3 separate regions of the Homo sapiens genome follow, and all the other regions are linked to region 1. A link is a loop called in an ENCODE intact Hi-C map of the cell type or tissue named here. Cell type or tissue: ascending aorta. All regions are shown on one strand.

Evidence for each region. A loop is a pair of places that touch in the nucleus more often than their neighbours do. Peaks named below come from ENCODE experiments on the same cell type or tissue, not always from the same donor. Only the 100,000 strongest peaks of a DNase experiment are listed, where the experiment ranks them.
Region 2: it touches region 1 in a loop (2.8-fold over the local background); 4 of 110 quality-filtered maps call a loop at or near these places.
Region 3: a loop joins it to region 1, with 2.2 times the contacts of the local background. A loop is called at or near these places in 3 of 110 quality-filtered maps.

Annotation. Positions count from the first base shown.
Region 1 is chr15:88,654,347-88,662,346 of GRCh38, reverse strand. It overlaps ISG20 (interferon stimulated exonuclease gene 20), which reads right to left. Exons shown (of 4, transcript NM_002201.6): 4 at 5,864-6,932. The coding sequence ends at 6,816. Among named protein-coding and RNA genes, the nearest start is that of ISG20, 19 kb to the right of the region's middle. RefSeq lists an enhancer at 5,321-5,370. In ascending aorta, a CTCF peak has its summit at 4,799 (motif pointing left); DNase peaks (open chromatin) are centred at 2,605, 4,767 and 5,422; H3K27ac peaks cover 1,995 bases.
Region 2 is chr15:88,744,008-88,752,007 of GRCh38, reverse strand. No RefSeq gene overlaps it. Among named protein-coding and RNA genes, the nearest start is that of ACAN, 55 kb to the left of the region's middle. In ascending aorta, no CTCF peak of the experiment used is centred here; no DNase peak of the experiment used is centred here; H3K4me3 peaks cover 952 bases; H3K27ac peaks cover 5,138 bases.
Region 3 is chr15:89,174,308-89,182,307 of GRCh38, reverse strand. It overlaps ABHD2 (abhydrolase domain containing 2, acylglycerol lipase), which reads right to left. Exons shown (of 11, transcript NM_152924.5): 6 at 6,313-6,496. Among named protein-coding and RNA genes, the nearest start is that of RLBP1, 43 kb to the left of the region's middle. RefSeq lists a silencer at 4,236-4,530. In ascending aorta, a CTCF peak has its summit at 4,376 (motif pointing right); a DNase peak (open chromatin) is centred at 4,437; H3K27ac peaks cover 2,185 bases.

The DNA.
Region 1 (8,000 bases):
TGTGAGAGGTCTCACTATTCAGAATGCCGTACCTGCCACCACAATCTCCTCTTCCCACCTGCAACTTCTGGGAACTATGAAACAGTTCTCCATGTTTATAATTTTGTCACTTACAGAAATTTTTTTAAGTGGAATCATGCAGTATACACCTTTTGGGATTGACTTTTACACTCAACATAATTCTCTGGAGATTGATCTAAGTTGTTAAGTGTATAAATAGTTTCCCTTTATTATAGTAGCATTACATGGTATGGACACATCACAGTTTATTTAACCACTCACCCATTGAAGGACGTCTGGGTTGTCTCCAGTTTTTTACTATTATGGGTAAAGCAGCTATAAACATCCATGTACAGATTTTTGTGTGAACATATGTTTTTGTTTCTCTTGGATAAATGCCCAGGAATGCAATTGCTGGGTTGTATGGTAGTTGCATGTTTAGTTTTTTATGAAACTCCCATTTTCCAGTATGACTGTTTCTGCGTTTTAAATAAAAACTTAGTTAAACATGGAAGTGTATGTTCAAAGTTCTTTTCCTTCTACTCTTTGAAGATGTTATTCCATTTCCCTGCATTGAATGTTGCTGTTGAGAAGTTAGATATCAATCTCACTCTTACTTCTTTGTAGGTGATCTTTTCCTCTCTGGAAGCTTATAGAACTTTACTTAAAATTTTTTTTCCAGGCTCTACATTAAGGACAAAAGAATTTCATTTTTGACTTTCAGACTTTTAAGATTCCACTGAAATGTATCTAGATGTGAATTTATACTTACAGACTTAGTTGGGAATGCAGTGGATTCTTTCCATATTAACATGCATTCTTTTGTATTATGGGAAATTCTTGGTTATTATTTTTTCAAATATTTTCTCTACTCTGTTTAGTCTTTTGGGGTTTCTAGTATATAGATCTATTGTTGCATTAAAAACTACCCTAAAACTTAATGGCTTAAAACAGTATTAAGCCTTTATTATCTTGTGCAATTTCTTGAGGTCAGGAATCTGGGGTGACTTAGCTGGGTGATTCTGGCTCAGAGTCTCTCAAAGTTGGAGTCAAGATGTTGGTCAAGGCTGCAATCATCTGAAGACTTGGCTGGTGTTAGAGAATCTGATTCCAGGATGGCTCACTCACATGACTGGCAAGTTGATGTTGGCAGTGGCCCTCAGTTCCTGCAAATGTGGACCTCTTTGTAGGATTGATTGGGTATCCCCCCAACATGGCAGTTGGCATACCCCTGAGCAAGGGATTTCAGAGAGAGTAAGAAGAAAGCCACATTGACATTTATGGTCTGGACTTGGAAACTACAATCTGTTAGTTCCTTAATATTCTACCAGTTACACAGGTCTGACCTAGTCAATGTTGTGAGGAGGTGGGTTGACTTCTACACAAGGAAGTGAATATCAGGAGATAGAGATCACTGAGGGCTGTCTTTGAAGCTGGCTACTATAGATCAGAACATTTCTTCTTTTCTATCTCCTGACTTGTCTTTCATTCTCATTTCTTTATCCCTTCCTGATGTCTTTTGGATGAGGTTCTCAACCAAGTCATTTAGCTCAGTAATTTCTCATTTAGCTGTATTCTCTCTGCTATTTAGCCTATGCCACTGGAGTGCAGTAATGCAATCATAGCTCACTGCAGCACTGAACTCCGGGCTCAAGTGATCCTCCATTCTCAGCCTCCCAAGTATCTAGAACCACAGGCATGCACCACCATGTCTGGCTCATTTTTGTATTTTTTTTGTAGAGACAGGGTCTATGTTGCCCAGGTTGGTCTCAAACTCCTGGCCTTAAGTGATCCTCCCACCTTGGTCTCGCAAAGCTCTGGGATTACAGGTATGAGCCACTGCACCTGGCCATCCCAAGTTATTTCAAAAACTAGTTTTTTTTTTTAAACATAAGTGTTGTATTATTTGTGCCTTATGCCCTGCAGGTGTATGCACATGAACATGTTTAAGGGGGTGGAGCGGGGGCAGGTAGCAGCTTGGGGGCAATAGCCAGCTCTTCCTCTACCTTCATTCCCAGGGCCGAGTACAGCCCCCAGCACACAGGAGATGCTGAGTAAACATGCATTGGGAGGAGAACAACATTAATAACAACACAGTGGTTATTGTCTTTTAAGTACTTGTTGTGTGTCCCTATAAACCTACAAGCACCCTCTGAGGTGGGCACTGACATTTCCATTCTGGAGGGACCTCAAGGCTGGAGAGGGGCTCTGGCAGAACTAAGTTCAGGTCTTTCTGCTCTGTTCTAGCCCTAAAATTGGGAGAATGGAATAGGAGAATGAGGAGGGCAGGACATCCATCCCTGAAAGAGGGGACCCGGTCAGTGCCCTAAAACCAAGGGTTCCAAGCAGTGTTCCCTGGGCCTCCCCATGTGCCTGGGAACAGAGGCCTGCAGCTTCTGCCACAAGACAAACATTGCTGGAAATCTGGGTGCTGGGGCTAGGCCAGCGTTTGCCTTTTCCTCCACGTCTCGGCAAAGCTACTCGAAAGTCTCTCATCCCCCAGCAGGAAAAGCATATGTTCTTTCCATATAGAGGAGAAATTGTTCCACCAGTGAGTAAGCCTCTTGGCTGCAGAGCCTGGCCCAGCCCGCAGAACACTGGACAGGAAGCTGGGCTGTGCTGGTTACCACTCCTGGAACTGGGACAGGGCTGGCTGACACCCTTGGAGACAACAATGGGCCTTCGGATGGGGCTGGGGGACAGTGGGGAAGCAGGGGCTGGGATGTGCCTGGAGACATTCAGTGGTTCAGGGTAGGAGGAACGTGAGTACACCCCTGAATAGAAGCCGCACTTTTCTCTATTCTGGCTGAGATGGGCTGGAAGAGGGGACGGAAAAGGGGACTGAGAGGGGCGGGGCAGCCTTTCCAATCCCCTCACTGGGTCAGCCCAGGAGTCTGGGTCTGAGTCAGAGGTGACTCAGGTGTGCTCAGAAAGGTGGGGCCGTGTTTTAGACTGTTATTTCCAGCTACCCAAAAAGTCTCTTTGATGCCTGCACGGTTAGGTGGCAGGCAGTGACTCTTGTCCCTGACACCTTAGTTCATCCTGCCAGTGTCGCAGGTCTTTCCACCAGCCTCAGCTGGATGGTGGATGCTGCTCTTTCCCTCAGCTCACCTGGGTCCTGCTTCTCTCTCCACCTTTTCCCCGTTTGTTAAGGACCCACTGAGAGCGGGGCTTGGGGAGTGTGGGGAGAGAAGGGACAAGGAAGCCAGGTTGTAGGAATGGGTAGGGGGGCAGCTGGCGGGGGGTAGAGGAGAAATCGGGAGGGGTTTCACATAAAAGGAAAACATTGAGAAAATGAGTACATTTAACCTGGAAAGTCAAAGACTCACGGGAGAGGATGGTGACATGAAAACCATTTGAAGATGTGTCACAGGTCACCTCATTAAAGTGGGATTGAATTTCTTGTGGGCGTGAGCTTGAGGGGGACAAACCTTGCTATGCCTAAATCCAGGGCCCCCACCCTCTGAGAAGTGCTTTTGAGAAGTTGATTTTCTGTCCTTGGACACATCCAGGCCAAGGGTAGATGACTCCCAGTCAGAAAGAGTCAGGTATCAGCTGGGAGGTGGACTGGAGTTTAGGTTTCAGACTGGTGGCCTGTGGGCCAGACACAGCCCTGACAATGTGCACAATGGCCAGCACTTGTGCATGGCCGCAGCAAGCTGGGGCTGAGTGGTAACTGCCTGCTCCAGCAAGACGTACACTCCCTGTTCCCCACAGCACAGCTGGTCTGTTTCAGTCATTTATTTTTCAGGACAGGCCCTTGAGACATTTTCATCTGTGACCCTTGGAATAGATGCCTGGAATACACCCACCTTTCTCTCTCTCTAGGTGTACCCTGTAGGCTCAGCTGGGGCAGCTGCAGGAGGAGGAAGTAGTACCTGCTAAGACGCAGGCCCTCCCATCGGCTCAGGGGACACCAGATAGCCTGAGCTGCCTGCCCTGACTGGGACCCCAGATAGGGCTCCCCGTGGGCTAGACATTACCACCTCAATAAACATCGCCTTTCCTTCTCCCATCCTCAAACCTCATCAGAATAAACCCCGCATTTGCTGGCATCGACTCCAATTGTGTTGAGGAGTCTAGAGGGGCAGCCCCAAGGCAGCTCTTGATTTTTAGATCAGTAGTGATGGATGCTGTTTATCAGCCCCTGCCCCTCCTGCCCCGGCCCCCCGCCCAGTGCTGGGCACCCTGCATACAGACTCTCAATCTTCTTTTCAGCCCTGCGTGGCAGGAAAGCCCATATGGTGGCTGCGGATACTGAGTGTCACAGAAGTAAGACACTTGCCCGCCATGACTCAAGCCAGAGCCTCAGCCCAGGTCAGCTGACTCTAAAGCTGGTGCTCTTTCTAGAGCTCTCGTTGCCTGTGTTTTACATGACTGCCGCACCTGCTGCTCTCCGGGGTCCTGCCTGCCTGGGAGTGGGGGTGGTGGGCACCTCCCCGGTTTTCTCTCCCCTCAGGGCATCTAAGCAAGTCGGGCTGGAAATTCCCTTTGAACTGCTCTGACTTCAGGAAACCTGGTTTGTCTCTCCTCTCAAGGAAGCCTGAAGCCATGGACAGAACCTTGGGCTGGGAGTCAGAAAGCCTGGGCTCACCTCCCAGGCCAGGCTGCATCATGCTCCAACCCCTCTCTGAGCCTTAGCATCTGTGGCTGAGTGAAGACTGCCTAGAGCATCCCTGGAGCAGCCCCCTAGGCATTTTTGAAGACACTGTCCCTCACACCTCATCCCAAAATGTTCATTATGCAGGTTCTGCCCTCGAAGCTTTCAGGAGGACAGACGGCCCACGGCCACCACCTGGTGGCCAGTCATAGCCAGACAAGGCCGACGCACCCAGCAGCCTTGAAGGCACGTAAGAAATCATAAAACTGCAGGGGGCTGGGTCATCACCTTGAAACCCTGTGGACAGGGTGGGAGAGAACCCTGTGAGAGTAGATTGCATCTCCCACCTCTTCCAGACACGGGAGGGGGCCCTCCAGCTTCCCAGAGGTCAGTGGCTCAGATGGGAGGCATTGCCATCCTAGGACAGCTGAGGGGAAAAAAACACTTGAGTTTGGGGATCAGGCAGGTCTGGATTGAAATCTCTTGGGTTCTTAACCTTGGTCGAGTCCCTCATCTGTGCAGTGGGCCATTTGGGACCCATCTTGCCGGGCTGTGGACCTCTCTGCATGAACAGGCAGCCAAGGGAGGCGGCATGGGGAGAGGCTGGACCTGTGACTGAGTGCACCTTGGTGGCGCCCAGCCCTGGGGCCAGCTCTCAACTGTGGCTGCACATCCTAACACCTGATGCTTAGGCAGTGCTTCTCTCATAGCATGGCCCCCGGGCCAGCAGCAGCGGGGAACTTGTTAGAATGGGGAACTTGCACATTCTCGAGCTCCACCGCAACCCACTGCATCTGAAACTCTGGGGGTGGACCCAGCACCTGCCAGGTGATGCAGTTGCTCACTGTAGTGTGACAGCACCGTGTTCAGGTGCTGGGATGGTTGAGAAAGCACTGCAGGTGACTCAAAAACCCTAGGACCAGAATCACCTGTGGAGGTTAAAAAAAGGAACAGCTTGGCCAGGTGCGGTGGTGGCTCACGCCTGTAATCCCAGCACTTTGGGAGGCCGAGGTGGGGTGGATCACTTGAGGTCAGGAGTTTGAGACCAGCCTGGCCAACATGGCGAAACCTCATCTTTACTGAAAATGCAAAAATTAGCCAGGTGTGATGGCACATGACTGTAATCCTAGCTACTTGAGAAGCTGAGGCAGGAGAATCGCTTGGACCCAGGAGGTGGAGATTGCAGTGAGCTGAGATCCAGTCACTGCACTCTAGCCTGGGTGACAGAGTGAGACTCCATCTCAAAAAAAAAAATTGCTTGGACACCATTCCAATGATTTTTATTTAGTGGAAGCACTAAATTATTAATTATTATTAAAATAACAAGAATTCTGCCGTTGATTCTAGCGATCAGGGACAGCTCTGGTCCAGACCCTCCTCCCCATACAGGATGCCCTCCCCTCAGAGAGCCGAGCCCCGAAACAGAGTGCGGTGACTCTTCCTGGGGTGCCCTAGATGTGCAGGCAGTCCAGGGAAGAACAATTACTTATCGACACCTGGTGGGTGCTTAAGCTAGGACAGGCATGGTGCTGGGGGCTTTGCCTGCAACATCTCACAAATACCCTACGAGTTGCTAGAATTCTCATTTTACAGATGGAGAAACTGAGAAGTTCAGTAAACCACCTTAGGTCAAACAGCTACTAAATGACAAAGAGGATTCCAACCTACTTCTCTCTGACTCCACAGTTTGTTACCTTTCCTTCCTCATTTTACAAATAGGAGGGGTGACTTGCTCAAGGTTGCCGGGGTGGCACCCTTGACATTTCCTGTACCTTTGCTTCAAAGCCCACAAATGCTGTGGCACCAACTCAAGAGGAGCTGAATGCCACCCCAGGAAATAATGCCACCTCTCTGGGCATAAATGCACCAGGAATAGGGCTGGGATGCAACAGCAAAGGGTGGGATTAGTAATTAAGCCACATGCTACTTAGATTTCCAAGCCACATTTTGGACCCACAGGATTCAAGATATTAAGGAAATTGATACTTGCCCACCTCCCCAGCATAAGACTTCATTCCCTCCTAACATCACACAGAAATGGGTCCTGTCTACTGTTAACCCAGCTTGGAGAGAAGAATAAGAAGAGGACCCAGTGATGGCGTAGAGAAAATATAGAGCCACTTTACTATTAAAAATGTATTTTCCAAAAGCAAGGTAGTTGCTGTCCCAAAAAGCCGAAAGCCTCTAGTCCCTGCGGAACGGGCTGGATGGGGCTTCAGTCTGACACAGCCAGGCGGGGCAGCCCTCGGCGGGCTCGGATTCTCTGGGAGATTTGATAGAGCTCCATCGTTGCCCTCGCATCTTCCACCGAGCTGTGTCCAAGCAGGCTGTTCTGCAGACACAAGTATAGAGTGGGGACTTGGGATGAGGCTGAATTCAGAGGCCCCGTGACAGGGTCTTCCCTGGTCACATCCCGATTTCCAGAGTCCCCAGGTGGGTCAGTGGGTGAGAGTCTCTTGAGGTCTCTGACACTCTGGACTTAGGAGACTCAGCAGGTGGCTGGAGCTGGCCTGCCTTCAGCCCTGGGGCCAGTGGCACGAAAGCCAGCCTCCTGGGAACCAGGCTGTGCCTTCAAGTCACCTGCAGTCCCGCAAGGGAGGCAGAGGCTGCAGACTTGCTGTCAGACACACGCAGTGGCTGCAGCAGCTCTAACAAGAAGCTTCAGGACACTGAGGAGGGAGTGAGGAACTCCAGCTAGGGACACAGGGAAGGGCTGCTCAGAGAGAACACAAGGGCGTCAATAAATGGAAAGGAAAGGCCGCAAGCATTTCGGAGGCAGGGAGAGCATGTGCAGCTAAAATAAGAGGCCTGCGAGGGTGGGGGCAGGGGGTGTGTGAAAGGTGGTGTGGGGACGGATGGTGGGCCTGGATTTATCACTGAAGGCCTTGAATGCCGAAGTCGGGAGCCTAGACTTTATGGGGTAGTGCTATGGGAGTCGGGGGCCCTCGGTCCATTCAAGGGAGAAGCGATGACCATTTACCATGTCTTCCGTGCACTAGGCTGAAGTTAAACCTCTGAGCTGGATATGATTATTCCCCCATTTTACTGATGATAAAACTGAGGCTCACACACAAGCCAGCCAGTTGTGCAGCTGAGATGTGGATCTTGCAGAGGCGAGTACACAGGGCAAATCCTCAGTGCAGTCACCTTTCATCTCCCTTCGCATGCCCCGCTCAGCCCTGGTGTCCTGGCCGGTACCCAGCATGGGAGCCAGCGGGCTGTTGGACCTGGCTGCGTTTTCTTGGTGTCCCTCTGTCGAGAGAGGACTTCCTGTTCTCACAGGGGCTCCTTTTCCAGGCACTCCAGACAGGGTGTTGGGGACACCTGGTTAGACGGCCCAGCTCAAAAAGGCTTTTTCTTGTTGCCGTTATTACGCTGTATTGTTTTATTTTTTAATGTT
Region 2 (8,000 bases), 90 kb before region 1:
ATAAAAAGCTCATGATTCTTTCTTAATAACAACATGTAGATGAAAGCTGAAATGTATGGTTTTTAAAAATAAAAGACCATTTCAGCTAGTGCAACTTAAGAAACAAAATATTGTATTATGTGGTCAACTTAGTCTTCCTTTTCTTTTTCTCTTTGTGACAAGGTCTTGCTCTGTCACCCAGGCTAGAGAGCAGTGGCATGATGGCTCACTGCAGCCTTAATCTCCTGGGCTCAATGATCCTCCTGCCTCAGCCTCCTGAGTAGCTTGGACCATAGGCATGGTCTCAGATTCCTGACCTCATGCAATCCTCCTGCCTTGGCCTCCTAAAGTGCTGGGATTACAAGTGTGAGCCACTGTGCCCAGCCTCAGTCTTCCTTTTCTTGTTTGTTCAGAGATAAAAAGGGAAAGCTGAGATGCATTTTCTACCTTATCAATTCTTAGGCAATTTATCATTTTGTAATTAATTAGAACAAAGATAAAATGCTATTTTAAAAATATATAGAAGATATTTCTACTCTAAAAGGATTTTGAAGGCTGCTTGCGACTAAAATTCATTGAATCTAGGTCAGGGTCACACACTCAAATGCCCACGGGGACTGTGCAAGAAAAACAACTGAGCAAGTTTGACATTAAATGACCTCTGGAACTCTTGGTATTAGAGGTGCAATAGGGAGTGCTGGAGACTGTGGAAAACTGGAAGGGATTAGCTGTGTCTAAAGGGGAAGTCACTTCTCAACTTCAACATAGCATTTTGTTTTGTTTTATTTTAGTAAGAGGCCAGAATTTTGTATTTTTATGTGAAGCCTCTTAATCCATAATTGTTGGTCTATAATTCAATAGTATGTGGGTCAAGAAAAACTAGTTTGGGGCAATGTTTGGTTCTCAGGTTGCCAGTCTGATATACCTTATCGGGTAGGAAAAGTTGAAGTAGAGTTTTGGCAGAAGGGGGCGAATGCACAGGGCATTCTGGAAGAATATCTGGAGGGCTTGTTAAGGGACAGGATGCAAAGGGAAGAAGAGCCTGAAGGCCTGGGAGGACTTAGGATTGTGGAGAGCTTGCTTTGGTGAAAGGTGTGTGTGTGTGTGTGTGTGTGTGTGTGTGTGTGTGTGTGTGTTTGTGTTGGGAGGGGATATGTAGACAGAGCAGGCAGGGAACCAGAGGAAAATGAGTTCAATTTTAACAAATTGCACTTGAGAGGTCATGACTGGGAGTATACAAGAGGAAAGAACAAGGAGGATGTAATTAACCTTGAACTCAATATGTGCCTACAGCATTACGGAGCTGCATGTGATACATGATCAGATTCGGTATCTGCATTATCAAGGAGGCATTTGTCTGTACTCGGTCTTGCTCTCTGCACTCATCAGTGGATTGTGTTCTATTCTGGATATTACTTTTAAAAAATGCTCTTTTCTCTTAAATTACAGAAGCAATATGTGTATCATTGCAGAAAATTAAGAAAATGCTGAAAATTGAAAGAAGGAAAATTGCCTGTAATCCTAGCTCCTATAATAACTATTGATGGCTTCCTATATATCCTTCTAGTCTTTTTTCCTATACATATATACTTAAATACTTCATAAAATTGGAATCATATTATAAATACTACATTACAATCTGCTTTTTCCACTAACATGTCTTGGACATTTTCCCATATCAATAAAATAAAATAATCTGCCACAACTTGATTTTTCATGGTTATTTTAGCATTTATTCCATTTGATGGAAATATCAAAATTTATACCTAATAGGCTACTGTTGGACACATGCTGCTTCTCCATCATAAACGAAGTCATCTCTAATGCTAAATCTTTGCACATATGCTTGGTTATTTTCTTAGGATAAACTCCTAGAAAAGACAATTGTTAGGGATATCAAAGGAAGAAGGCAATAGTGAAAACTTGAAACAAAAAGCAGGATTTACTGTTTGTAAAGTAAGAGAAAATTGTGCTTTGAGACAGTCTTTCTGAACAAAGTTTGGAGGAAGCACGGAATTCAAGGATTAATAGAATTTCAAGAGTGAGAATTAAGGGATTGGCTGACCTTAAATTGAGGAGGTGTGGTTATTAGAGTGCAGCTATTGCTGATTGGATGGCAGAAGCATATAGCTATCTTTGATTGGCTGACTTTCAGAATCATGTGCCATTTATGATTGGCTGATTCAGGAGCATGGATTTCAGTGAGACTGAAGACAAGGTAGCACGTCAGGTTTTAAATCCTTTGTGCTGCTTAGTTGTTACTATGGCTGGAGAACAAATAGCCTTTTCTTAGAAAAGAGGGACTTTTAATTTTCAAGTCAAAGGGCAATATTGCCAAACTGTTGGCACAATATTTGAAGCAATATGTGCACAGACTAAAAGCCTCTGGAAGAGATTGATACTGGTGGGAAGACTGGAGGCCTTGCTATAGGAGGGAAAGTGTGAGGAAGGTGATGGTGACTAGCTTGGAGTAGAGAAGACCAGGGCAGGCATGATCACTGACTACAAAGCCTATCACTACGCAAAGGCACACTGGGCTCTTTTCTTTTCTTGACAGAATCTCGCTCTGTCGCCCAGGCTAGAGTGCAATGGTGCGATCTCTGCTCACTGCAGCTTCCGCTTCCCAGGTTCAAACCATTCTCCTATCTCAGCCTCCCAAGTAGCTGGGATTACAGGCGTGCACCACCATGCATGGCTAATTTTTTGTATTTTTAGTAAAGACGGGGGTTTCACCATGTTGGTCAGGCTGGTCTTGAACTCCTGACCTCAAATGATCTGCCTGCCTTGGCCTCCCAAAGTGCTAGGACTATAGGCGTGAGCCACCACGCCCGACCCAGACTGTGCATTTTTCTAACAGTGGAAGCTCTCCAGCTTTGAAATAGGGGCATCATTAAAGACAGAGTCCTCTGTATTCAAAAAGAGATTTGTCATACAGGTTGGTTAGGAGTCTGGGGTTTGGATTCAGTGGAACTTTGAATCCTCGCTGGGCCACTTGTCATCTCTGTGACCTGGGACAGGTTATGAAAGCTTTCTGAACCTGAATATTTTTCTTATCAAGGGAGAAAAATAACACAATCTCTCTCATTATGCAATCTAGGCATAGCATGGTAAGTCACAATTCTAAAGACTTGGTGTGTTCTTTGCTCGTTGATGACTTGGAATTTCAGTGAATAGTATTGAGAGCACACAGCAATGTGCCAGTTGCTGTGCCCTCCAGGGAATTATAGAGGGACAAAGATGTGATCCCTGTCCACAAGAGGACAATGGAGAGACAAGAGGGAAGGTGCTGCACATAGCACAGAGATGAGGGGGTTGATGGGGGGATTTGCTACAAAGTAAATAAGGGGGCACAAAAATGTATATAAACAAATATATTTGCAAATGAACAACAATAACAGAAAGAAAGAATGAAAGAAAGGAAGAAAGACACAAAAATGCTTACATTTGTTTGGAAAATTTCCTTTTGTTTTCCAATTTTTATGCAATATTAATGCAGCTATGTGAAGAAATTTTATTATCTGGCCACCGCTAAAGAGGACATAGAAAAGAGGAAAGAATGAGGAGGGACAAGGGGACCACATTTGGATTACATTATATTTAAAAATAACTTTATTTTTCAGTACTATTGAGAAACCCATATTTGGTGACATGAGTGGATCTTAAGGATAAATTTAGCATGCTACGATCTGCAAATAACTTTTAATCCGTTAGTTACATCAGTATTTTTGTAGCCAGTGAGTGGTGCTGATTTATGTATGCTTTTAAAGAAAGCATTTAGAGAAATGTCATTTCCAGTCATTGAAACAACAAGCTTGAGAATTTTTAGATTCACAAAAAGCTATTTTCTGAGGGTGGTTAGATTTCGAAATGTAACCTTCATGCAAAAATATAGAAATGTTCCAAGTCACAAAATAAAGCTTATGGGTCAAAGACCACATTCAAATAGAGCTTTTAATAAATATTTTAGTGAATGAAAAATTACTCAGTAGATATTGATGGAGAACAGTGGTTGACTGTGTCCCACGATGTGAGCTGGGGATACCTATGCTTGGTATTGTTAGACTTTACACCCCTTTTTTTTTTCTGGAGGGATTTAAATAGAGTTCATTGTCACCAGGTCTGCAAAATTTTAGAGGGCATTCTTGCTATGGGTGGGAACTTAAATCAGACAGCTGTGATTCTGTGACATGGCAGTTTTTGCTAATCCCAAGGCATGGCTTTGTTTACAGCCAGATGAGAAAGAAGCATGTATATCTTGACTGGTTTTATTCTTACTCCTGAATTTCTTACTTGAGGAATAATGGAGTTGAGGCAGACATGCTATAGGCGTACCATGGCCAAGTTAAAGCAGTAGGCCTCTCAGCAGGATGCCATGACTGACATGTCATCCTAGCTTGGTTCTTCGAAAGTTCTTTGTTTTCGCTTTCTATCTTGATGAAAAAAATTGGCAATTTTTACCTATCCCAGAAAAAAATTTAGAATCATGAATTATGTTTGGCATTCATTGACATTTATGGGGGCTGGATAGCCTGTTGGAAATGATCTCAAATTGTATTTATACTTGGGGGTTCAGACATACAGGAAGATGGGGGGGGAAGCCAACAGACACTTAATGGCAAAGGAAATGGATATTTGAGAAATTGGAAAAGAGTCCACCATGGGGAAAGGAGGACTCAGCCGTGGTGAGACTGACTCAGCAACAGGGTTGAGGGTTGAAAGGGACCATCATCTTATTAACCACAGGATTTTCCTTTGACTTGAACCTGCCTGAGCCTGGCTACCCTGGAAGTATGTATGTGACTTGGGAAAGAAGGGGCTGTATGTGTCTACCTCCTGGGAACTGGAACAGCTCTAGCAGAGTGCACCATTCTTCAAGAGACAGGTGAGCACTGGCACCTAGAGGAACAGTAGAAAGGTCAGGCTGAGCACTGTGGTGTGGTCAGCAGCCAATGGGCCTGAAGATGGGTGGACAGAGTGAGTGGTGACAGTGGCAGGGTCATGAGCTTGGTGTTGAAAACCTGGGGTGGGAACCTAGGGTGTAAGCACCAGAGATTTTATTTGCATATTCCCATCTCCAGTGAATTTGCTAGCCATTCCACTTTCCTTTTCTGTAAATTGCATCTTCATACCTGTTAACCCAAAATACCCAAGACAGGTCTCAGTCCATTTAGAAAGTTTCTTTTGTTAAGGTTAAGGACGTGCCCTGAGCCTCAGGAGGTCCTGATGACATGTGCCCAACGTGGTCAGGGCACAGCTTGGTTTTATACATTTTAGGGAGACCTGAGCCATCAGTCAATATATATAAGATGAACAATCTTACAATCAATATATGTAAGATTTGTTACGTCTGGAAAGGCAGGAGAACTCCAAGCGGGGAGGGGGCTTCTGGGTCATAGGTAGATAGGAGAAAAATAGTTGCATTCTTTTGAGTTTCTGATTAGCCTTTCCAAAGGAAGCAATCAGATATACATTTATCTCAGTGAGCAGAAGGATGACTTTGAAAAGAATGGGAGGCAAGTGTGCCCTAAGCACTTCCCAGGTGGACTTTTCCCTTTAGCTTAACGATTTTGGGGTCTCAAGATTTATTTTCTGGGGGGAGGGATAGCATTAGGAGATATACCTAATGTAAATGATGAGGTAATGGATGCAGCACACCAACATGGCATATGGATACATATGTAACAAACCTGCATGTTGTGCACATGTACCTTAGAACTTAAAGTATAATAAAATATATATATATATATATATAAAGATTTATTTTCCTTTCACATACCCTTTGCCCATTTTTTACTCTTGAGCTTGTCTTTTTGCTGTTGTTTAATAATTCTTTTATGAATTCTGGAGACTAATCCCTCATCAGTTAAATGTGTTGCAACTATCTTCTCCCAGCCTGTGGCTTGTCTTTCTCTTTTGTTTATAGTAGCTTATGATGCAGGATGTTTTAATTTTAATATTGTCAGTTTTATCAATCTTTCCCATTATACTTTGCATGTCTTTTTAAAGACATTCTTCCTATTCCCAAGGTCATAAATACTTTATCCTATATTTTCTTGCATATTTTTAGCAATGTGCATTCTTCTGTCACTAGCTCATCATGATTTTGAAATTCGTTTGTGGTCATGAGTGTAGCTGTGGTTAATCATTTTTACTAACCCACAGTATTCCATCGTATGAATAGATCATGATTTATTTATCCATTCTATCAATAGACATTTCATTTGTTTTTATTTGATTTGATTTTTTTTTTGGCTACTATAACAATGCTGCTAACAGCATTCTTCTACTGTCTCTTGGGGCATGTGCAGAAGTTTCTGAGGGTGGAATTGTTGGGTCATAGGTGTGCATTTTATTTTATTTATTTATTTTTGAGATGGAATTTTGCTCTTGTTGCCCAGGTTGGAGTGCAATGGTGCCATCTCAGCTCACTGCAACCTCTGCCTCCTGGGTTCAAGTGATTCTCCTGCTTCAGCCTCCCAAGTAGCTGGGATTACAGGTGTGCGCCACTACGCCTGGCTAATTTTTTGTATTTTTAGTAGAGATGGGGTTTCACCATTTTGGCCAGGCTGGTCTTGAACTCCTGACCTCAGGTGATCTGCCTGCCTCAGCTTCCCAATAGGTGTGCATTTTAAACTTTACTAGGTGAGGAAAATTGTTTTCCAAATTAGTATATCAAGTTTCACTCTCTCCAGAAATGTGGAGGCGTTTACATGACCTTATGTAGTTGCCAGCACTTATCTTTATTATTTCCTTCCTTCTGCTTTCATTAAGTTTACTCTGTTTTTCTTTCTCAATTGTCTTGGGTACTTTGCTGACTAATTTTCAGTCTTTTTTTCTAATATAAGCATTTAAGGCTATAAATGTGCCTTTACTGATTTAGCAGCATCCTGTAAGTTTCACTTTGTTTTTAAATGAATTTTTAAATGCAGTCTCTAACTTATAGAAAAGTTCAACGTAAAGTGCAGAGTATTTCGGATGGAGTGCCAGAGACTAACTAGAGTAAGAAAGGTGTCTGTCTCTTTTGGAGGAGAGGCAGTAACAGTGGTGAGCGGTATTGACAAGGGGGAATGAATGGAATGCAACCGTAGACTAAGGACAAGGAGAGCCAGGCTTCTTGCTGTTGGAGAAGGGAAGTCCACATATGGAAAGGGAAATACGTGAATGAACCCTGGGTGTAAGATTGGAATTGTATTGGTGTGGCATTCATGGGTGTCCTCTTCACCCAGAGTGACACCTCCTGTCAGGTATGCCCCGTATATGAATGCCATCCTCACCACATTTGGGCTTCTACACCACACACTGGGCTGCTTGCTCGCACAGCTGCCCTCTCCCCCAGCTTGGGCTCTGACTCCCCATGCTGAGCCGCCCCCCTGCATGGATGTGCTTCTCCCTCCTCTGAGGATGTGGTGCTGGTTCCAGGCCACCCCTCCGAGTGGGTATGTGTCAGTTACCTTGCTCTGTCCATCCAATAGCTTAGCACTGAGTGGATCAGGAAGGAAGAGAAGGGAAAAGGCACCCATGCCATAAGTTTTGATACACAGGATTTTCACTGTCATCCAATTTTAAATATTTTCCAACTTTTGATTTTTTCTTTAACTCATGAATTATCTAGAAGTTTGTTTTAAAAGCGTTTCAAAATGTATGGCATTAAATTTAGTTATCTCTCTGTTCTTGATGTCTATTTTAATTGCCCTGTTTTCAAATACAGGGTTTATATGATACCGATTATGGTTTTTATTATGATTTTCTTTATGCCTAGTACATAATAAGTGTTAGCAAATATTTTATGTGTTCTTGAAAAGTATTTCTCTATGTGTTGGGTACATAGTTCTATATATGTCCATAGATTAAGCGTAATTGCATTCTTCAAATAGTCTATGTCCTTACTAAATTTTTGTCTGCTTAATATATCAGTTACTGAGAGAAGTGTAATAAAAATCTTCCATCATGATTGAGGATTTAGAAATTTCTTCTTGTAACTCTATTGCTTTTTGTTTTATAAATTTGGATACCAAATTTAT
Region 3 (8,000 bases), 520 kb before region 1:
TCAGAGTGAATCTTGCTGGAAGGAGGGTAGGTTTCAAAACTTCAGAAAGAACCAGGATGACTCCAAAAGGAAAGATGCTTTCTGAAAGTTGCAAAACTCTCAAGAAGTGATAATCACAAATGAGAAGAGAAAATTAACCCCCAAACCCAGTATAGTTTCACTGGGAGTCTTTTTTGAGAATAATCCATAAGGATTTTTAAAGAACTTTGTCCATCCATTGATCTACCTATTACCAACATAAATAGAATTCCCTGAAAATGCCTTCATTTCTAATCAATGTAACATTAAATTATAATAAAATATGACCCATACTGGTTTCAAAGCCATTTTCTAGTGAGAGATTTCTCTTTGGACTGTTAAAAGAATTTTAAGAGGTGTTGCGGAAGGCAATGGATTTTAATCCCTCAGAAGAGGGTCCCAACAAACAGGCATTTACAATTAGGTTCAGAGCAATCACTTGGGCAAGGAAGAGCTGAGCCAACCATTATGCTGCTGGGGTAACTGCTTAGAGAAGGCTCAGCTTTCCAGTTCATATTTTGCAAAGTGAGTGGACCAAGTACTGATGAAAACGAATTAAAGTCAGAAGAGAATGAACTGGGGAAAGAATGCATCTAATGGTACCCAAGTGAATTCAGATCTCCTGGCTCAAATAAATTATGTCTCAGAGTGCTGAGAGACTATAAGAATAGTGAAACAGCTTTCCTGTGGTCTTTGAAAAAATATGGAGAATGAGAATGAGGTTCTGTAAGAGTGGGATGGGCAAGCATGACCTTAACACCCCAAAAAGGGAAAAAAGGCAAGGGCAGTATGAATTAAGATTGGAGATGAATTAATGGGATGTGGATGTAGACGATACTAAAAAAATACCTTGAAAGCAATATGCTAATGAAACCTTAAGAATAAAGTACATTAAGTACTTTCCCATAATGCTATCACACCGACCTAAGAAGTATTTTTACTTGTAGAAGGAGGGGATTTCTTTCCAGGTTTTGCCTATATACAGTCATATTTTTAAAAAATTATGATAAAAACACATAACATAAAATTTACCATCTTGTTTTTTTTTTTTTTTTTTTTTTGAGACAGAGTCTCGCTCTGTCCCCCAGGCTGGAGTGCAGTAATGGCATGATCTCGGCTCACTGCAACCTCCGCCTTCTGGGTTCAAGAGATTTTCCTGCCTCAGCCTCCTGAGTAGCTGGGATTACAGGTGCGCGCCACCACACCTGGCTAATTTTTGTATTTCTAGTAGAGGTGGTGTTTCACCATGTTGGTCAGGCTGGTCTCAAACTCCTGACCTTGTGATCCGCGTGCCTTGGCCTCCCAAAGTGCTGGGATTCCAGGCGTGAGCCACCGCACCCGGCCCTTCCCTACTTTTAATATATACATTCTGTCGTGTTATATATTTTTCTTGATTTTTTAAAATAAAAGCTGCCTCGTTTCCCACTGAGTTGGTATATTATTAATTTATTTAACTATCTCCCATGCTGGACATGTGGATTATTTCTAATTTGGGCACTGTAAGAGAGTAATCCTGCAGTGGGGGCAAAACCAGGACCAGCCCAGCCTGCAGAGAGAGGAAGAGGGCACGATCCTAGGCAGGCTGGCCAAGCCCAAGACAGGGCTCCTGCCTTGCACAGCCGGGCCTCTGGGAGGAGGGATGGTAGAGCCTCTGGACCCAAAAGACCCAGCCAGAAGGTTCTGGGCTGGTAGCAGGTTGCCCTTCAGGGGCAGAGTCAATCTGTAGAGAGGTCATCATCTCCAGCTAGTTCAGCTTGAGTGTGAGCAGAAGAAAACCATGTTTGTACCACACAAGGGAGTGGGCCAAGAGTTTTTGGTACCTGCCAGGCTGGGCTTTGTTAGTTCCACTGGGGTGGAAGGATGGGGCAGAAAGATGGACTTCAGACTAGAGTAGGGATGGCCACCTACCAAGCCCCTTTCTTCCTTATCAGAATCTTTTCCTTTTGCAGGATGTACTTTTACAGGAATGAGTTAGAGTCTCTCATTATACTGATAAAAAAAAAATTAACAACAACAAAAAAACCCACAAAAAGCCCCAAGGCACTAAGGGCAACCATGTGGTCAGGTCAACTTCACAACCCAGTGGTGGAAAAGCTGAGCTGTTTCCCAGGGTGAGGTTCCGTCCATAGAGTCTCATTTAAACGCTGCAGTTTCCCCCTCTTTGTTTGGCTGTGATTCAAAATTACTGATGGCACAAAGTTACTGTATTTTATAGCTCTTCAACTATAAAAACAAATTTTAGGAAAGTCCCAGTCTCTGGGGAAACTTTATGAATAATATTTGCTTTTGCCATAAACTCATCTCTAGCCTGAAGTTTGCCCATCAAAAGCAAGAGAGACAATATCCCCACCATTTGGCAGGAAAAGTGGTACCTGCCTCTTCCCCATGGCAGGAAGGCCTTGCTCAAAGAATGCTAGGATGTTCAGGTTTACCTGAACCAAGGAGGTCAGGTCTTAGTGATGTTAACACATCCACTTAGCCCGGAGTATAATGTGCCTTTAAGGAGATTTGAAACACTCCTCTGATAATTCCCCTACTGTCCTGTAAGGAAGCAGTCCTTGGGACTGGCTTTGTGGAAGACAATTTGTCCACAGCCTAGGGAAGGCAGGGGCAGGGGGATGGCTTCAGGATGATTCAAGCACATTACATTTATAATGTACTTTTTCCCTATTATTATTACATTATCATACAGAATGAAATAATTCTACAACTCACCATAACATAGAATCAGTGAGATCCCTGAGCTTATTTTCCTGCAACTAGACAGTCCCATCTGGGGGTGATGGGAGACAGCGACAGATCATCAGATATTAGATTCTCATAAGAAGATGCAAACTATCCCTCACATGCGCAGTTCACAATAAGGTTCATCCTCCTATGAGAATCTAATGTCACTGCTGATCTGACAGGAGGCGGAACTCAGGCAGTAATGTGATCAATGGGGAATGAGACTAAATACAGATGAAGGTTCACCCACTGCTTCCCTACTGCTTTGCCCACTGTGACCTGCCCACCGCTCACCTCCTGCTGTGCGGCCTGGTTCCTAACAGCAGTTGGGACCCCTGCTGTAAGGGGCTTCTGCCCCTGGCCTGGGCCCTGTGCTACTGTCCTCCTCACCCTCACCTCCTTCAGAAATCCCTCCTCATGGACCCCCCACTTGACTGAGGACCTCCTTGGCACCCATATGCCTAAATGTGTAATATCTTAGTAACATGTATTTGTTGCTTTGTGGCTTTGTAAATATCACTCTGCTGTCTTAAGTGCTGTGAGGTCCTCAGATACAGACTATCTTTTACACCCAAACTGCAATAAAATGCTTTTGTTTTAGTTTTATTATTACTGGTCAATTCTGTAACATAAGGTTGTTGAGGGCTTTCTTGGGAAAGAATTTATTTTACCTGAAACCAGACCAAAAATGCTTCTCTCCCCATTTTCTTTAAGCTCCATGAAGGCAGGGAATTAGTCAGCCTTGTTCAAGGCTGTGTCCCTGTTACCTAGGAGGATGTCTCACCACACAGAGTCCCCAGGCGGGTTGGCAGCTGTTTATGCTGAGGGAACATGTTAAAGTCTGCCGGATACCAGGTGATTTCAGGGCATCTGTGTCCCTCCTTCAGTGGTTCAGCACATTTAGGTAGAAGGTGAGCTAGTTTAGCAGCAGCTAGACTTTGCTAACTACAGCAAGCGGGTGGCTGGCTTCTCTCTGAGCCTTCAACCGGCTCTGGCTAGATGGGAGGTGAGCTACGGGAGGAGAAGCCAGAGGGAGGGGTTCACTGAGGAAGCGGGTCTCCAGACTCAGCTAGGAGAGATTTACCAGACGCATGAACTCTCGTGTGGCCCCTGCAGAGGCAGACGGGCCTCCCCGGCTCCACCTTGGTGTGATGGGAAGCACTTATGCAGCTGCCACCATCCCAGTGCTGAAAGGCTCATCGCCCTCAAGCCTTGGCAGGAAAAAAAAAGGTTATACTGGTTTAAAGTAAGGAACTGTGCTCCATTTATTCCATAGATCTGGTTTAAATGTTGAGGGTACCTGAGCCTTGGACCAGCACACACAAGGACAACAGTGTCTCTCTGACCTGGTGCCAGTTCCCATATGCAGGACCACATGATCTTAGCCTGGGCAAGTTAGTTCTCTGTGCTCCAGACAATAAAGTTGCAACTTGCTCTTTGTTGCATGAGGTTGGTGTGCCAATAGTTAGTTATGTGTATGAAGCCCTCTGAGGTCTCAAGGAAGAGGCTGTGTAGGCTATGTCTGCAAAATGTATAGCACCTCACAGATTTTAGTTTTCTAGCTTCTTGAGCCTTCTTTGCCTTAGTTCAAACACCTTAGCTTGCTGCGTCAATCATGTGCTCTTGCTGACAGCAGATGGCGCTACTGCAGCAAAATGAGATGAAGGGATTGTCGTGTTAAGATTTTGTGCATTGAAAAAAAAGAAAACAAAACAAACGTCCTAGTTCTGCTCCCTTGGATCCTGGGGTAGGCCCCTTGCTCATGTCTTTCTTATCCCAGTGACTGGGCCCGACAGGACTTTGGTTAATTCTGGTTACACGTGGCTATGAGCTGGGAGTTGGATATTACTAGTCCCACCAAGATAAAGGCACATGTCCTCTCAGCTGACTCCCCAGTGTCCAGAGGAGTGAAGGAAAAGATTCCTGGTAGGAAGATGGGGGACTAGCCTGGTCCTGGAACGCGAGAGCAGCTGGAGAGACCACTGAGGTCACTAACCCCGGGGACTGCTAAACGTAACTAAACTGAAAACTCGCCTATGAAATGTATCCAAAATGCAGACTTCTGAGGTCCCATGCCTCCAACTTCATGAATCAAAATCTCCAAGGGTGGGGCCCAAGAAACAGAATTTCTTTCTAACATGATCCTCCAAGTGATTCCTTATGAAGTGAGGCAGTCACTAGTTCACTGGACCGGTCTTTGTGATCCGCCGATCGAACCCACCTCCTTCATTTTACAGTGAATGACGATGATGACGATAATGAAAATGAACAGTGGCTTACGTTCTGCGTGCTGGGCACTGTTCTAAGCACTTCACACGCATCAACTCATTTGACTCTCAGCGGTGCTATGAGGTAGGTACTGCTTATCATCATCATCCCCATATTGCCGGCACGGAAAAATAGAACCCAGACCTTGGTCCTGGGACTCAGGAAGGGTTTCATCAGAGATGTTTCTCATGTCTATCGTGGGTACATTTAGATCACCTTTTTCAGCCAGCTTTAAGCCTCATAGGGAGAGGCTGAATCCTGGGCCCACATGTGTCTTTTGGGTGTGCTGGCTTTAAATTCCAGTAATATGTATTTTTAGAAATAATATAGATGGCCTCTATCCATCAGAAAGTAACAAGGTATGTTTAAACTGCAGCATGAGATATACAGGTGAGGCAAAAAGATTCTTTGAATAACGATAAGGACTGTTTGGCATTAGACTGGATCAATAGGGAGGTGTTTTTAAACTTTCCCGTGTGTTTCAAATTTTTTCATCAGATTTTTAATAACTGGTTATACTCATTGGTAAAACGAAAGACACCATGAAGAGTACAGAAAAAAATATGAATGTATTTGAAGAGCCTGGAGAGGTGTGTGTATAGTGTGAGTGTGTGCATGTGTGTGTGAACGTGTGAGTGTGGTGACTCTTGAGAGACCTGGGACAGCAGTGATCTTCAGGGGAATCGGGGCAGATGACCACGCCCTCCTGGGACTCATCCTGTGGGGCATCTACTGGCAAGAGACTAAGGGGTGGGAGAAAGCTTGACCCAGTAGATCAGCTCCTTTGTGATGATGCCTGGGATGCCTGACAGAGACAAATACTTAAAGGTGAGGACACTGATTAAATGATTTCTACAGATCCCTTCCAGATGCCATCTGGGACTCATCTCTTGCAGGAAGGAGGGATCTGGGATCCCAAGGCCCAGCTTTCAGATCCCAGCTTGCCAGTCTCCTGTGCTCTTTCATTAATCCACGTTTCTATAAAAACTCCTGAAGCCTGAACAAATTAAGTCACCTGACAGAGATTCCCTAGGAGACAGCAACTATCAAAGGGGGTTTTACTTCTCCAATTACAGATCTGACCCCAAAACGCAGCTGCATATCCCAGGCTTAAGGGGTCTGATGGGGCATCTCCAATGTATGATATGCAGACAAAACAAGGTGAGTCCAAGACTCAGAAACTTCTACTCAGTCGGCCACAGTGTTCCCCGGTCTTCACAGAACAGTGTGTTGTGCGTCGGGGCATCTCTATAAATAAGGGCTAACTGAAGGCCCTGATGGAAGGCGGAGATGACTCACCTCAGTGCACTGTACCCCTGGCACACGCTGACGCAGCACAGGACCTTCTCTTGGTTTGCCTGAGTCTCCCCCAAGTATTTGCACACAATGTTACCACCCAGGCTGAAGCCCACGACGACCAGCTGGGTCAGGGGATATGTCTTCTTGATGTAGTTCACCATGGCTCCAAATTCCCACGTGCAGCCTGTGGGCAAAAGGGTGAGATTGCTCAATCATTTCAGGTGCATCCTATCTGGAGAAAATGCAAGCTGGAACGTTACTAAATGGGTGCCAGTATACTAAAAGAGAGAGAAATATATATGTGTATATATACGTGTGTGTGTCGGGGGATGTGTGTGGAGAGAGAGACAGACACTGCTCTTTGGCTATCCAGACAGAAGTTCCCAGATGCCCCTTGGGATAAGAGGAAACAGGGCCTCAGCAGTGCCAAAGCGTGGAGGTACCATGTATCAAATGTACAATGCTTCTTAAAAGGTAGGTCACAAGAACCGTGTCTAGATAATCATGGATATCAAAGCAGATTTCAGGGTGTGCATGAGCACATATGCTCACACACAGACCTAAATAAAAGCTAGGCCAGCCTGGACAAAATGGTGAGACCCCACCTCTACACACTACAGGTGTGTCCTTGTAGTCCCCGCTACTTAGGAGGCTGAGGCAAGAGGATCCCTTGAGCCGGGGAGGCAGAGGCTACAGTGAGCCAAGATCGCATCACTGCACTCCAGCCTGGGTGACAGAGTGAGACCCTGTCTCAAAAAAATAAAATAAGTAAATAAATAAATAAATGCAAGAGCAAAATCCTTTGAGATTAGCTTCCTAGGCTACAAATTGGGATGCTATACCCATGTGTATGATGATTCATGGTGTTAAGAAAAGTAGCAAGTGGATGTTATTTACAGAATCTTCTTGACAGAGTTGGAAAGGAGAGGAAAGATAAACTTCAGTCCAGAGGGACTGCCAGGATGCTCTGTAGGATTAGGGTAAAACGTTCTTGGTGACATAGGGACAGGGTGCCAAGGGAGGCAGGCTCATTCAAAAATACACAGATGAGACCTCTTAACAGAGAGGGTTGTTTGGGCCTCATTTGCCCAGGAGAGATGATCTCAGCTGGTGTCCCCTTGGGAAGTTATTGAAGCCATGTTATGTCTCAGCAGCTTTGCTAAGAGGAGGAGGTGAATGGCCATATTACAAGTGAAGGGATTCATCACATCCTTCTAAGGCCCAACCTCAAACTCTGTAGGGAGCCAATTTAAAATCTAACATGGAAAGATAGGGATGTCGACGCAAAGCACATACAAAATAGACTGGCATGAGAAGAGTACGGATTTACAATGGAAACGGGAGTTGTTGACTTTGGCACCAGCTCAGAGGTTTTGGCATTCTTAATAGAGTTGAACAGCTCCTTCCCTAATCATCAAGCCATGGGGGAAAGTATCTTTTGAGCCTGGGGTAAACTCCCCTTATATCTGTCTTCTTTTGTGGTAGGATGTAGCCTAAGCCAGGCCGGCACAGCCCCATGCAGTTCTTAAGCTGCAGTGTGCATAGAATCACCTGGAGAGGGTGTTAGAAATGACCATTCCTGGGCCTCAACTCCAGAGAAGCTGATTCTGTAAGATGGGGACCAAGCCCAGGAATCTATAGTGACTTTGTTTTTGAGTAGGTAATTCATGCCCATGGTAGAAAATTCA